Regions from separate parts of the Mus musculus genome. Here region 2 is linked to region 1. Evidence: chromatin loops called from intact Hi-C (ENCODE). Cell type or tissue: left cerebral cortex. All regions are shown on one strand.

Region 1 (8,000 bases):
ATCAATACATTATAAACATGTATGAAAATATTATAATGAAACCTACTATGCATACTTAATATATCCTAATTAAATTCTTTAAATGAAAAACAAATCTATTCTCTCAAAGGAAAAGCGGTTTGAGGTAGCCAGGTTTAGATAAGTTATCATGATAAATTACCCATATGATTAGTTTTTCTAGTCAGGTCATCTGCTTCTAACAACATAAGACTTTCTGAAGATCCATGGATTTATCTGGAAAGTCTAGAATGCAAATTCTTTAGTTCTATCCATAGAAAGTAAACTATGGACAATTCAGAGTAGGGCCTTGAGATAAGAATTTCTAATGAGCTCCAATGTGTAATTTTTGCATTAATGTAATTTGTACCAGAGGCAACTATATATTCTGAGTTATGGGCACATACATCAAGGTGTCAGTTACAGCATTAACAAAAACCCACTTCCTTTTGTATTTTTAATTCTGTTTTGTTGCAAATATCTCATTTTCCTACTGTTTAGAAATGATTTTGTTGCTTAAAAAGATGAACAGGACAGAACCAGAGAATTTACAAGGCAACTTCCATTGTTAACATATCAAGAGTGGGGGCCAGAGAAGCGGCTCTGTGGATAAAAGTGCTTGCTGCCAACCTGATGGTTTCAGTTCTGTCCTGGGACTCACATGATGGAAAGAAAGAACTGCAAGGTGTAATTGTCCTATAACTACCACACTTACCTGCATGTATATGTGTGTGTGCGGGCACGAGCGCACGCACGCACGCACACACACACACACACACACACACACACACAGAGGGAAAGAGAGAGAGACCCACATACATATACACACACATACAGCCAGACTCGTGCACTCACAAATAAAAACCATTAAAATATATTGTATGACATTCTTTTTTTTTAGATTTATTTATTATTATATCTAAGTACACTGTAGCTGTCTTCAGATGCACCAGAAGAGGACGTCAGATCTCATTACGAATGGTTGTGAGCCACCATGTGGTTGCTGGGATTTGAACTCAGGATCTTCAGAAGAGCAGTTGGTGCTCTTAACCACTGAGCCATCTCTCCAGCCCTTGTATGACATTCTTAAGAAATAAAATCACTGAAGACATAATACAAACCTTTAAAAATGATAAGTAAAAAAGGCACAATACTATCAGTTTTGTAGCAAAGTAGAAATAAAAGGCATACACACACACACACACACACACACACACACACACACACACACCTGTTAAAGGAAACACAGAAACCAGAGACATTGGTGTAATGTTGAACATGGCTCTGTAAAGTAGAAGTGATAGTGAAGAGAATGGCATTTTTTTCTGTTTATCTTTTGAAACATTATTGACTCAAACTATATTAATATTTTAATGTTCTAAAACAATATGAATTCAACAAGCATAAACTCCAAGAATTGAAAACAAATAGAGATGCTTGAACTGAGCTTTAGGTCAAGTTAATAAAAGTAGCATAAAGATTCCAATTGAGAAAAAAAAAATGGACCTGTATCCCACCATTGGATATTTTCTAAAGACAAAGTCCTTTGTTGGTAGTGGCTTAGTTTGAAGCCATATTTTTTTTCTTTTTGTTTTTTTTTATGGATTGGCAAACTGAACAAATGAGCAAATGTGTGGGTGTGTTAGAGAACAGTTTTCATCGCAGGAGACACAAATGTGAATCTGGGGGAAGACAAAGACTCTGGTGTATGGGAGCCTCGTGGAAGGTAAGAATAGAAACTTCTGACCTCATTAAAGTGGGTATACTTGCTGGGTAGAATGAAATGTGTGGATGAGATGATGTCCAGGAGTAAGGAATGCCCTTGTCATCCTTGCCTGGCTTTTTAACTACCCCCTCCCATTCAAAGGAAAGAGGGCTTGATGAGAAACTGGTCCATGATAATGGAGACCAGGATGTGTTTCAGCATGAATTTGCACCAAAAAAGCAAAAATGTGCTCGAACACTGATAAAAAAAACATATTTAAAAACAAACAAAAACCACACATCTAGAAGCAAGGTTGAAGGAGGAATTTCTCCTGGCTAAATTTGGGACATCTGGAATATCAAAACCAACTGGGAGAATGAATTATAAGCCGTGTATTGTTCAAAATGCATGCTCATAACGGTACCAACAATACTGGAGATGAATGGAGAGAAGAAAGATATATTCATCTCTACAGAGAATCATAAAAGCAGAAATAATGGAAAATTATAATTTTCTAGGTCTGTTGATCAAAATTACAATAATTGATTCAAATAAATCATCAAAGCATGCTAAAACTATTGAATAAAATATTGGTCCTAGGCTAGGACACATCATTTTTATAGTGTTTGCTTAGCATGTACTAGGCCCAGATTCAGCCTCAGCACTGCACAGAAAAGTCTTTAGAATTATCTATTTTCAAAATATATATATATATATATATATATATATATATATATATATATAATTTAGAGAAAGGCTATAGCAGTAGAGGAACCAGGCAGCATTACTTGAGCCCCTTGATTAGATTTCCAATCACCACATTTGACAAAGGAGTAACACACGCTACCTGATATACAAGGATGGACATAATGTCTCACTGAAAATGTTTAATCATATTCTAGTCACAATGAAGTGATGAAATAAATCCAAACTGACAAGTATTTGGTAAAACAAGTATTCTTTTAAAAAAAGACAAAGACAGCTAAGACACTGCTAAAATGTTGCTAAAGAGACAGAGCAAGTAAACATGCTGACTTCTTGGCTGGTCCTCAGATTTTCAAAAAAGTTATCAGAAGACATTATTGGGACAACTTGGTAAATTAATAAAAAAGTCATAGAACAATATACATCAGTTATAATTTTCTGAAAATGATACATTCTGTGAAAAAAATATAACAACCCTGTTCTCATGAAAACTACAACATAATATTTAGGAATAAAGGATTCTGTTTGTCATTTAATAGTTCAAAATAAAGTTGGGGAATAAAGGGAAATGAATCAGACAAAATCAACTACTGAATCTAAGTAAATAGTAGCATGTGCTGGTGTTATTACTATTCTGTCCTTTTGGGTGTTTAAAAAAAGTCAAAATAAAAAAAAATTGGCTTCAAGGTATTCTTGGTTACAATCAACATTATTACCAGAATAGGGATAGACATGTGCTTGTTAATAACCACATTGCTTAGTTACTTACTGTCTACGGTTGCCTTTATCCCATCCCCCACACCTCTCAAGACGTGCTTAGGTCCCATAGCACCATAGCAGAGGAGATAGCTGGGAACATAGCGAGTGTTCTCTGTCTTACCATCTCAGAGGGATATGCCCCCACTTCAAGCAGGTCTCCCGAGAGCTAATGGCCAACAGAAAATGATTGCAATCCTGGGATAAGATCATTTTTTTATGATAGTGATTTGTTACACTAGTTTGCCATTTGTCTGCTGCTTCCTTGTTAATCCAATAATCTATATGAGAAAAGCAATTTGACTTACCCTCTTCCCATCTGCTGCCCATCATCCAATCTATATCTTAACTATGAGTGATTTATTAGTGGCGTCTGTGCATCTCTATCCCACTGGCAGCCCCCTCTTCAAGGCTCCTACTTGGATGCACTCCCTGAGTGTGTTAGAAGGCAAACTCAGCACGAAGATTAAAAGCAACAAAGGAATAGTAAGCTGCAGTTCCAGGGGTGGTTCATCTCAAACGATTAAAATTTATGTACATGTGTGTGTTAAGAAAGTCCTTTGCTGAGCTAGTCTTGAGAATGTTTGAAACTAGGATGTTTTTCATCATAACCTTGATTTCCTTAGCAGGCTGGAATTAGTTATGGGCTCCAGTGGCCCAACACAATGTTGTTCTTCTCAACTGAAGCTCCTGGATGTCCATTCATATGGACTGGACCATAGTCTGTTTCCAAAGACCATGAGCAGAGATCAAAGAGTAGGTAGCTATGGGGTAAAATGTGCCAGAGTTTACCTAAAGAAGGGACTCAGTCCTCAAAAGTGTGAGTCTTAGTCTCTGCACGTCAGAATATTTCCCATGGTTGCCATGGTTCCTTTATCTCAAGTCACCCTGGTCTACTCAGAAACAGTGGCCCTAAGATGACACTCCCAGAGAAGGAACCCATGATCTTGGCCAGGGAGAGGGTGCATAGCAGTGGCTGGCTGTCTTCTGTGAACTGGCCGTGCCTTTTGCTGAGATTTTTATCTGTAGAAACGTGCTGCACCTGGCCCAACCCAAAACTGTGTTAATGAGAGATGCATGGATATGGATGAACTCACAGGGCCCACCTTTACACTGTCTATGTGAGAGCTTCTATGAAGGAAGTGTCCACACTGGATGGCGGTTAAGTCATTGGCTAACTTTGAACTCTTTGCAAGTTTCTATTTCTCTGCCTTATGGCAAACTTATCTATTGTTTGTATCTCAGCTGTTTCTTTAACATGGGACTGCTGTTGCACGTTTATTATTTGCAATCTCCATTTCTCAATGTACTCGAGTTTTAATTCCATATTGATACTCTCATTCCCATAAGCAACATTTTTTTTCTCATGTCCTCAGAGTTCTGAGAACTCCTCTTGCTTTGAATTGGCCTTTATATCTGGGCTTGTTTGGCTGTTTCTAAACTTCCATCCATGAATATTCCTCTATTGTTACCTGAGACAGGGACTCTCTCCACTCCCTGCTGAGTCAGTGACACATTGTGCCATTCAAGAGCGGTTTCTTGAGCTGATGGATTTTAGGGAATAGAAAGCGAAAGCAGGCAATCAGACAATCCAGACAATAGGTTCTTTCTACCTGTAAAGCTCCATCACTTTCATTCCAAAATCACCTTATGTTGTCATCTTGTAAGTAACCTAGCTGTGTGCTGTGCGAGGCGATAGTTCTGAACCCCACGCATTCCATTTTTGAAGTGACTACAGGTTGAGATTTTGCACAGCAATTGGTATAAGTAGTTTGTCCTCATGAACTAAATGCCTGTTGTCAAGGATAGGAGCTGTCCGGCTACAGTCCTACTTGCCTTGCAGTTTCAGCACTGTATTCAGAAAGTGTTCAATCATTGCTTGGGAAACTTTGTAATGACAATATTACTTTTTTTTGTTTGTCTTTTTTTTTTTTTTTTTTTTTTTTTTTTTTTTGCTATGGTTTCTTTTCCTTGAGTCATTTTTTTTTTCAGAACTACATTATGAAACCATTTCTTCTGTCCAAGAGTTGCATTTCTCTATAGAGAAATCATCTTCCTCCATCTTTTGCTTAATTAGCAGACTTTCTTGGTACTTCTCTCCCTTCTCTCTGACAGTTTCCCACTATTGTCTGTTTGCAGCTGTTCACAGTTGAGAAACTGAGTAGACATGTTAATGTGTGCCCGGTGTGTGGGAAGAGCACCTTGTGTTTCTCCTGGACTGGCCAGGCAGCCTGTTCCGACTTAGTCTTTCTAAAATAAGCTTTTCTTGGCAGCCGGGGGGGGGGGCTGGGTTATTTGCAGTTTCATTCTGTGGAGGAAGTTCTTGCTTGCACTAGTGATCCGTGTTTCTATTTAGGCACACACAAACACTCGGAAGCTCCAAAATGCCTCTTGTCTACACTGTGCATCAAATGCCAGAGTCAACCTTGCTCGTGAACTTGTCCAAATGACTGGGAGCCAGCTTATGGCTTATGTTACAGGCTCTCTCTCTCTCTCTCTCTCTCTCTCTCTCTCTCTCTCTCTGTCTCTCTCTCTCTCTCTGTCTCTGTCTCTCTGTCTCTCTCATTCTCTCTGTCTCAATTTATTAAATTTTTCTTTATTTACATTTCAATGTTTCCTCATTTCCCCTCAGAAAACCCTCTATCCCTTCTCCCATCGCCCTACTCCCCAACCCATCCACTCTTGCTTCCCTGTCCTGGCATTCTCCTAGACTGGGGCACAGAGCCTTCACAGGACCAAGGGCCTCTCCTAACATTGATGTTTGACAAAGCATCTGCTACATATGCGGCTGGAGCCATGGGGCCCTCCATGTGTACTCTTTGGTTGGTGATTTAGTCCCAGTGAACTCTGGGGGGTACTGGTTGGTTCATATTGTTGTTCCTCCTATGGGGTTGCAAACCCCTTCATCAGTAAGCTCCACTACTGCTTTCTGGTCTGCTTCCATCTCTTTCTATGTGTTTCTCAGTTGTACTCTAACTATTAAGAGACACTGTGCCATGAAATAGATTGCAGTCTTTGCAATTGTCTTTAGAATTATGCCCAAGATGAAATATTTCCATTTGGGAATGTTGACCACTTTGACATTGTTTATTTATTCTCCCCAGAGGCTTTGAGACAATGATATTGACAGCCAAGAGAGGTTACAGAGGTGTCTGCATTTCTGCTTGTCTAGGATGACAGTCTGAGGCACCGATCTGAGATTCTCATTCTGAGGCATGTGTTTCACGGAGTAGGAGGAAATCAAGCTAGTTAATCCGCCTTCGATATGTTTTGCAGCTGTTAGGACTTCATGACCTTTCCACAAAGACACAGAGGATCTCACTGATCAGAGAGCAAGCTGGAGGGGACAGGCTGGAGGCCTGGAGAGATACCAGGCTTTGAACAAGATGCAAGGTGATTGCCAACTGTCTTGTTAATGTGGGCAGTGTCTCAGTGAGCACAACATCTTTTAGTTTCCCAGTCTAGCTTAGGAATTTCCATTTTTCCCCCAGGATATTCAAAAGTATAGGAACTTGGAAGATGAGTGCTTAATGGGAGAGGCAGGGCAAACTCTTTGTGTGTGATTTTTGAAACATAACTATTTTGTTCATTGAAGATGAGGAGAGCTTATAGAAGAAGCTGAAATTGTCCAGTTTCTTTTCACTTGGCAAGTGAAAACACAGAACAGTCCTTCCTGGAGAAGGAAGGAATGATGGAAGGACTACATTACACTGTTGTTTTTTTGTTTTTGTTTTTAATATTCATACGCTGCTTTTTTGGCCAAGGTAGTCTTATCCCAAGAAAGAAACAAAGCTTTGTGCAAGGGTAATACTTGCCATCTTCCCAAGGCAGTTCTGTCCAGAAATAGGATAATAGTGCTAACCTTCAACTGAATCTCATTACTGTTAAATGGGATATATTCAATTTGAAAACATATTCAAACTGAAGGCATCAATTTGATGTGCTCTAGGAGCTGTGGGCTTCCTCCTTCTCTTATGATGCTACATCCCGTATCTTCCCTGAATTTTACCCTGCAACTCAGTTATATAACTGCTCCCCTAAGTAACTCTTCTGGTTAAATTGCGGGTCGGTGATGGGCAGATGCTCTATCATTTGCCTCAGCTGCAGGAGGTCTTTGTTAAGAGAGCCATGAGAAGAGCAACTTTTAAAGCTACTCTTTAAAAGGATTTGAAAATATGTGCAGAATAATTAGCCACATCTGGTAATCAGTAGGTAATCCAATAATTTAGACATAGAAAACAAACAAGATATTATTGAGTGGAGTAGGCTGATGTTTCTAAGGGGAACACATCCCTTTACACTGAAGAAGACCATCCTGGCTAGAAATATCAGGCTATGTTGATTTCTTTGTATTACTATTGATTTTGCTCACAGACTGTGAAACTAGATACAGATGGTTGGCTCAATAACTATTCCAGTTTGTCTATGATGTAGGCTAATCTGTAGAAAATATGGAGGGAGAAATCTTGAGAATACATACCAGATCAGATTAGAGTAGATATTTGCACACTGCCCGATGAGGGTGTGAACGTGCTGACTCTGGTATTGCCAATAGAACCGAGGTAGAAATATCAACAAATGTCTCCTCTTTTTTTGATATCTCTTTAGCTCTGGCCCAGTTTCTCTTTGATCCATTATCTAAACAAGTATGTGGTTTCCCCTTGAGAGCATCTCTTGGGGACTGTTTAGAAATGGACCTCCCCAGGTTCCACTCCAGATGTGTTGAATCAGACAATCTGAGTGCAGGGGTCTATGAAAGTGGTTTAGGAATCATTGACTCTGATGTGTGCCAATCGAGATCTACAACCCTAACGCCAAGACTGTGTTTTGCAGACTA
Region 2 (8,000 bases), 250 kb after region 1:
TTTTCCCATGGGATTATCAAATTAAAGTTTATGGTTCTGACAGACTTTCTTCCATAATCCACCCCCTCAAGTATACTATTGGGTCAAATTTTAAATGTAAATTGGATTCTAGCAACCATAAAGTATTGTATCTATCTCCATACTGCATTCATATGCTACAAACCACCAGCCTTAGCCCCGTATCCTTCCCAGAAGAATGTTCAATGAAACTGGGAAATAAATCTGGGGTCCTGGACCTGAGGCCTCCAAATTCAGCTGTAACTGAGGAAATTTCTTCATGTTTTGTGGCTATTCCTTGCCATCCCTCAAAACCAAACGCTGAAATTCCAGGGCGATCCCTGGATTCCTGTGGAGCCCATGTCACAGTTCTGCCCTGATGTTGGTTGGCCCTGCCTATGTTTGTATTTGTCCAACTTCTTCTGTCAAGATTGCAGCCAATCATCCAGAGACACGCCTCTCTCTATGCCCAGAGTGCCAGCTTCTACTGTAGTACATTTGGCTAGCCCCTGGGCCCCACCTGGCACCTGTCACTCCACCCCAGGAACTAGAACCTTGCCCAAACTCGGCCTTCTGTCGGGAATTCTGCAGCATATGGGCACATCCCCTAGAATCATGGCTGCCACCTGCCAGGCTCCCAAGGGTTTACCCACTGCTGTGCCCTGTCCTTCCTCATTGGACCTAATGCTCAAGATTGCTTTCACCATGCTTGCGCTTTCTCTGTGTCCTTGCCCTTCCCTGAACTATCTATCTCAATGGTTCTTGTCCCACTAGTCCAATATTCCCGATAATATTGTTTCCCATCACTTTGGCCTTGATCTAGCAGAAGAAATATCAGAAGGGTCAAGAAAGCTAGAATTCTTAGCATTGTCTCAATGGTGAATTCAATAATGCTGTGACCCTAAAGGCTTAGCCCTGTAATCCTAAGTAGTCATTTTGGCTTTCCATATCTGTTACCTGAACTGTAAGATGAAGGGCGTTAGAGCATGATGCCCCAAACTCTCTTTAGGTATAATCCCTCTTACACTCTACAAAAAGCCTGAAGCTTTGGCTTAGAGATGTGAAGACATTGTAAAGTAATTATGCATACAGTTGCTTAAAAATCTCTACACTACTGTGACTTAAAAGTTGACATCCTCCCTGTTAATTTGATACTATACATCCATGATCTGGGAAGGGGAGTAGGCAGCATGCTAGTGATATACATCTATATTCAATTTTATACTTACAGCCATATTAAATTTTAGTTATTTAAAATGAAATGAACCACACAGAGTTACAAAATTAGAAAGGTAAATAGAAAACAATTAGAACTTTGATTACAAAAATATCAATGAGTGTATCACAGAAGAAAAATGATTCAAAACAGGTGTTTCTTAGGCCTGGAAAGACTGTAGAAACCATGTCCAAAATATCCAGGGACAACTTTGGTATAATTTTCAATGGAGTAATATAAGTTAATTGTCAACACTATTTAGAAATGGTGATTAGCTGAACTGATCTAGTTCTATAAGGAAACTGGGAGCGGCTTGTGAAATCTTCACTTCTTATACACACACACACACACTCACACACAGAAAGAAACAGAGTCAGAAAGAGCCAGAGAGCCAGAGAGAAAAATAAAAAAAACAATATTTAGATATGAAATATAAGAAGCAGAGAGTCATCCATTTGGTGAGGATTTATTAAGTTTCATTAGTATGTCTCAGAGTTACATGAATATGTCCCAAGCCTGTTTCTAGGAAACTGGAGACATGATGATAAGCAAAACTGAATTCCTTCCCTTAAAAATCTTGGTGGTCCCTCTGTTTCTCTATCTAAAACATATGGGCAAATAAACACTGTCAATATCATGTGGTAAGAGCCTATGTGAGAAAGAATAGCAACACAGAAGACCGGGTGCCCTGAGGAAAGTGCTCTCCTTAAGTAGCAGAGTCTATTTCAGCTGTTATTTGGAAGAAGGAGAATTCAATCACTAAACAATGGAGGAAGCATTTGGTGAGTTCAAGTCAGCGTACACTCACAAAGGCACAGAGATAGTGAAAGTGTAGAGATCTGAGAAGAATGCAGGAAAGTGAATGTATAGGGTTGGTATTAGAGAGGTGGATAAGCTGCATTCAGGATGAGGTACTTGGATGGGTTTCTGCATTAAAATGGCTTGCGATGGGACTTGAAGTAGAGAACAGGTCTACTCAAAAGGATGATTCTGTCTCTAAGTAGAAGATTGACATGAGAGTCTGTACCAGGCAAAGTAATTAGAAAAATATTCTCTTTAAAAACATGTTTTACAATAAGAACTATAAGTATTGCCGTCTATAGGATTCCATGACTCATTGAATGGAGGTAGAGAAAAACAAAGAGACTTTTGGGATGTTTCAGGCCTGGGCACGTGGGCAAGTGGTGGCCCTATATAGCAGAATAGGAATTACCGGAAGAGGTGCATATTGTGAGGAGAGAATTCAGGGGGAAGAGAAGATGCTCATTTTGGGAGAATGAATCATGAATATGGAGAACTGCATTTGAAGTAGGATTCCAATAATGTCTGGGCTGAAAATAGAGGTTTGGGAGTCCCACACTAAACTGTGGTGGTGGCAGGATCTGTGGGCAATGCCAAGTGCCCAAGCAAGTGGTGGCATAAAGCGAAACCTGACAAGAAAGAGAAGGCAGGCAGAGATGGAAATCAAAATTAAAAGCTAGATGTCACGGAGACATAGGTAAAAGGAAACTAAAGAAAAATGAAATAAAGCAAAGCAAGTGAGTTTAAAAGCAGCAGAGAACCCTTGAAAGGTAAGAAATGAAAAGATCCGCATGCGTGCATGTGGGGTGTGTGTGTGTGTGTGTGTGTGTGAGAGAGAGAGAGAGAGAGAGAGAGAGAGAGAGAGAGAGAGAGAGAGACTGTGAGCTTTCCAGTGACTTAATTACATTTACTAATGTAATGACTGAAAATGGCACAATGAGGTAAAGAACTGGGGTTGAAGGAAAACATTTCAATAAGACAGAGATGGAAGAGGCAACGGCATGGTTCAGAGACGATGAGGCAAAAAGAATTGCTTGAAAGGAAGAAGGTGTTGATGTGAGAGGGAATAGAAGAGCAAGGGCTCTGTGGAACGAAAGGATGCTTTTCTAATTATGGGGGAGAAACTTCTGCCTCCAGTTGGCCAGGTCCTGCTGTTGCTAAACAGGAAGGTGGCAAATGAGCCAAAGGCTGGAGTCTCTGACTTAATCCATTCATTTCCCCAGTGGGAACAAGGTCATGGTGTTAGTCCTCTGTGGAGAAATAAACGAGGTAGTTTTCCCTCTAGTAAGGTCAAGGACCAGAGAAAAATTGAAATGTGAACTATTTTGTAGAGAAGAAGAAAACGGACTAGAAAAGCAGAGGCTCTCGGGCACAGCTTTGATGCTCTGTTTCTAAGGGAAAGCTGGGCTAAGTAGACAAAGAGGTTAATATGAGAGACAAGAGGGACAGTTGGCGATCCTAGGGAAAGGGGCTGCCTTTGTAGAGGTGCAGTATAATCCTCTTCTCTGGCATGAGGAGATAGTGACCATTTCTAGATTTAGTCTCACACTTAATTAATGAAATCTCTAGAGTATCAATGACAAGGTAGAGAAATTTGGACTGGATATTAAGTTAATTGAGCAGACAAATATTTTGTTGGTAATGAATGGTTTGGCCATTTTATGGAGAGAATATTCTGTTTTCACAGCCATAGATACTGTCCTTGACTCTGCCCTAACAGATTTTTTTTATTAGAGTAGAAAACTAACAAATAAACAAAATCATGTCTCCTTCATCAGATGGGATAACAGTAAGCTAGAAAGGACAGAGATGTGTGGTGACAGAAGTGGGATCTAAGGAGTTTTTGACAAGGAGAAATATTCAGTTGAATTTACAAGATGAAAATAAAAACATGCATATATAGTCTTTCACTCAAGTGAAAGAAAAAAATCAAACAGATCTTAACAATAGGACTTGAAAAATTCAGCATTGTAGAAGGACACTTAGGTTTGCAGTGTGTTGTGTTTAATACAGAAAGGAGCACGCCGATGCTGTTCTAGGCATGGCTGTATGAACTGTGAATCATCTGTTTTTGGTAATCGGAAAGCAGGTGTTAAATGCAGTCGATATTAAAATTATGGAAACTGAAAATTAACAATATATTAAAATGAGTACTAAATACATTCACTTCTAATTATTTATCTCTGCCCTTTCAGTTAGAAGGCTCTTATTGGACTTTTGAAATGGAGAAATGCTACAAATTACATATGCTCCCATCCCGGAGAGTCAGTTGTTAAATATTTATCAGTATGTTACTGAATAATTTCACTATTAACACAGACCTGCCTACACACCAAGCTCTTACAGTTCTCAGATATATGCATTGAAATGAAATATGAAAATCATGACAATGGTTTGTGCACCTGTCCAATCAAATCTTTGTCACTTCAAATATTAGTTATAGATATCACATTTTAAAAGTCATAAATAGGGGTTAGAGGGGTGTCTCTGTGGTTAAGAGCACTTACTGTTCTTTCAGAGGTCCCAATTTTGTTTCCCTGCACCCATGTCAGGCAGTCCAAAACAACCTGGGGCTCCAGCTTCAGGGTTATCTGGTGCCTCTGTCTTCTGTCTTCTGAGGGCACCTGCACTCACGTGCAGTGCGTACCCCATACTCAGCCACACACATATATGCAATTAACAATAAAGAAGAGTAGTCAATAAGTTGAATGGTATCTTGGAAAGCAATAGAAAAGGAGCAGAGTCATATCCAGTGAGCTCTAAGTGAGGGTGGCATAAAGAAGACTCAAGAAAGATACCTTAACTGTATCAAAACACTTGCTGAAGTCATAGAGGGAATAGATTTATTCTTGGTCATAGGTCATGCAAACAAGAGTCAAAGCATCATCACATGGATAGACAAATCTCCCAACAATAACCCAAAGTTAAAGATGAAATCATCTGGAAGTAACATGTTTTCTTTTGTACAAGACATTTTAACCTTTAATAGCATCAAGTAGGGAGATGTGCCCAGATCTTATGGGTGCTGTCTAACCTGAAATCATTGAGGTTCAGCAACATGCAAGTTAAGCCTAAAAGCATGCACCGGAGACCAATTTCTGTGAAGCTAATTATTTCACGGCTGATTAAGAGGGAGCCCACGTCCTTACTGTCATTCAGATCATTAAACACATCCACTTTGATGGAAACCTAGATGATGACAATTTACTAACATTAGGCAGGTTCCTCATACAACCAGTGTCAGGAATGAGATAGATAAAACCTAATGAAAGCTTCCTAAATTAAAAAAAAATGACAATAAAACATTCAAGAGATTAGCTGGCCACAGGGAGATAAACAAGGTGACATTTGTGAACTCTAGTTAGAAAATGCTTGTCTCCCAGTGCTTCAAGCAAACTAAAGAAATTGGATTTGGATTAAAATGCATAAGCCAAAGCCAATACACCACTTTCTATAACTCATCATTTTTATGTGCCCTTGAATAACGATGTGGTGGATGGATATGTAGAGGAGCTGAAGACAGCTTTCAAGAATTAATGCTTGGTAATTTTGTCTTGGAGATACAGAGGGGTATCTTTGTCAACAAATAACTTTATGCCATACTTTGATGGAACTTTGAGGACAGTCAGGACTATGAGATGAAGGGAGGACTAAAGACTTGTCTCTAAAGATCTTGGATGCATGGAATTGAAAACCAGCAGAAGAACTGTGCAGGAACAAGCAGGTAGGCACTAGAGTCAGTTTAAAGGAAAGTCAAGTGCGTGGAAATAGGAACATTTACCCCAGTGCCTTAAAAGAAAGGGATGGAGAAGGTTTTTTTTTTTTTTTGTCTGTTTGTTTGTTTTATGAAATCCTGTGATCAAAGGTGCGCTTCATATGCTTTCTAGGGAAAGGATTTTATTGTAAGAGAGAAGGGGAGGCCTGGCTTTCAAGCATGAAAGGATAGAGGTGGCTAAGGTCGGATAAGGCAATGGTAAGTTGGGGCAAGGACAGAAGCAGAAAAATAAGCGAAAAGGACTGGATTACAGAATACAATTCATTCTGGATGGAGTTGAAATCTCATCCATATGCTCTAAGTTAAGAGAAGAAAACAATACAGGTTATGTAAGTGAAAGTTCTTGTATCATACAACCTTTAATTGTATACTATATACTACCACTCAAACCACTCCAATAATAGAATAGTTTACAGGGAAGTGTCAAAACTAAATGAGGTAACATCAGGGTGGGTATCATGTGTCTAGAAAGCAGACAAAGTCGATGGGTTTAGAGATGTGATCTCTAAGCAAGGATGCCCCTTCCCTCTGGAATGGCAGCTAACACTTAATGGAACCCAAACCAGGAGTTGTATTTTCGGAGCCTGAAAAGAAGACTGTTGGTGATTATTTCTCCAACACATGTGCATTTGAGAAAGAAGTATAGAATGGGACAAGTTTGGGAATGGTGAGAGATGACCAGAATTGTGTAGGAAAAATACCACTATGAAAACATCTGTGTGTCCTGAAAAATTGGCATTTGATATTTAGACCAACTGTTCTGTACCTCCTTTCTGTTTTACTCCTTCTCTCAATTCTTCCCTCCTCCTCCTCCTCCTCCTCCTCCTCCTCCTCCTCCTCCCCTCCTCCTCCCCTCCTCCTCCTCCTCCTCCTCCTCCTCCTCCCCCCCTCCTCCTCTTCCTCTTCCTTCTCCTCCTCTTCTTTCTCTTTTCCCTTAAGGACCTGCAAGATAGAGTATAAGCTTTGCTATGCAAACCTGAGGTCTGAAGTTTGGGTCTTCAGAACCCATCCATAAGTCCAGAGGGTTCAGTAGGTACACAGGATGGAGCTGGTAGCCTCCTGTAATCCCAGAGACAAGCACTTCATCCAAACCGGCTAGCTCAAGGTTCAGCAAGAAATCCAACATTAATAAAGAGTGATAGATGAAGACACCTCAAAGGTCAATATTGGGCCTTCACACACATGTCCACACATGTGTACTTATACATGTGCTAACATACAGACATACTTTCATGCTTAACCCACACACTTTATTAGTGATTTAATGGCACTTTATCCAGAAGACAGAAACAGATCAACTGGTAAACTCACACAGTCCGGGCTTTAGGGTTCCTCACTTGCATGGAACAAGAGTCGCATTGTTGTGTGTTTGTATAGAACTTGTAATCATGAAATATTTTAATAGCAATTCACTACAATTTCTTTCTGCCAGGACTCAATTTTACCCTTTGCAATGTTTTTCCTTATGTTAGTTTTGCACTGAATGATTGCAGACAATTTTGGGAACCAGATAATGAAGTGTTGTCACAGTGTTGCATGTAGATTGGGCTTAGTGGGATTGACTAGTGTTGCTTCTGGGGACTCCTGCTTACCATTAAGTCATTAACAGTGTTACTGGAGTAGGAGTGGCTTGAAGGAACACAGAGCACCAACTCACTGGACATCAGAGCCAGAAGCAGAGGACCAAATGTTGAGTGAAACCATGCATAAGTTTTACATTACCTGGCATACACATCTTGGGTGTAATGATAAGCAAAGTTAGAATGTCGGACTCCTGAGGCTGTTCTTTTGGAAATTAATTCTACTTCCAGCTGTGTAAAATGTTAAATGGAAGAGTCCATTCTCACTAAGTTAGATAAAAATGAAAGTTCCTTCTGTCAAGAATTACTCAGATAATGTCGTATATACAAACACAATCTGTTATACATATTTTTTTCTCATCTAATAGCAATCATTTAAAATAGCATTTCTTCTGATCCATGTGTTTTGTATAACTGCTAGTGCCCTACACTAAACCACAAAATATAGCTTTATGGGCCAGTGAGATGGCTCAGTAGGTAAAGGCACTCGCTGCCAAGTCTGCCAAACTGGGTTTGATTTCCTGGATTGACAGGGTAGAAGGAGAGTCCCAGACTCCCAAAAGTTATCCTTTAACCATGAGCACAATAGCATGAGCACACACATGTAAACACACAATGCACACACACACAC

What was found. A loop is a pair of places that touch in the nucleus more often than their neighbours do. Peaks named below come from ENCODE experiments on the same cell type or tissue, not always from the same donor. Only the 100,000 strongest peaks of a DNase experiment are listed, where the experiment ranks them.
Region 2: a loop joins it to region 1, with 3 times the contacts of the local background. A loop is called at or near these places in 2 of 42 quality-filtered maps.

Annotation. Positions count from the first base shown.
Region 1 is chr16:42,605,890-42,613,889 of GRCm38, reverse strand. No RefSeq gene overlaps it. Among named protein-coding and RNA genes, the nearest start is that of Gm29960, 43 kb to the left of the region's middle. In left cerebral cortex, no CTCF peak of the experiment used is centred here; DNase peaks (open chromatin) are centred at 5,345, 5,918, 6,418, 6,505 and 2 more places.
Region 2 is chr16:42,352,800-42,360,799 of GRCm38, reverse strand. No RefSeq gene overlaps it. Among named protein-coding and RNA genes, the nearest start is that of Gap43, 16 kb to the right of the region's middle. In left cerebral cortex, no CTCF peak of the experiment used is centred here; DNase peaks (open chromatin) are centred at 2,503 and 3,247; H3K4me3 peaks cover 356 bases.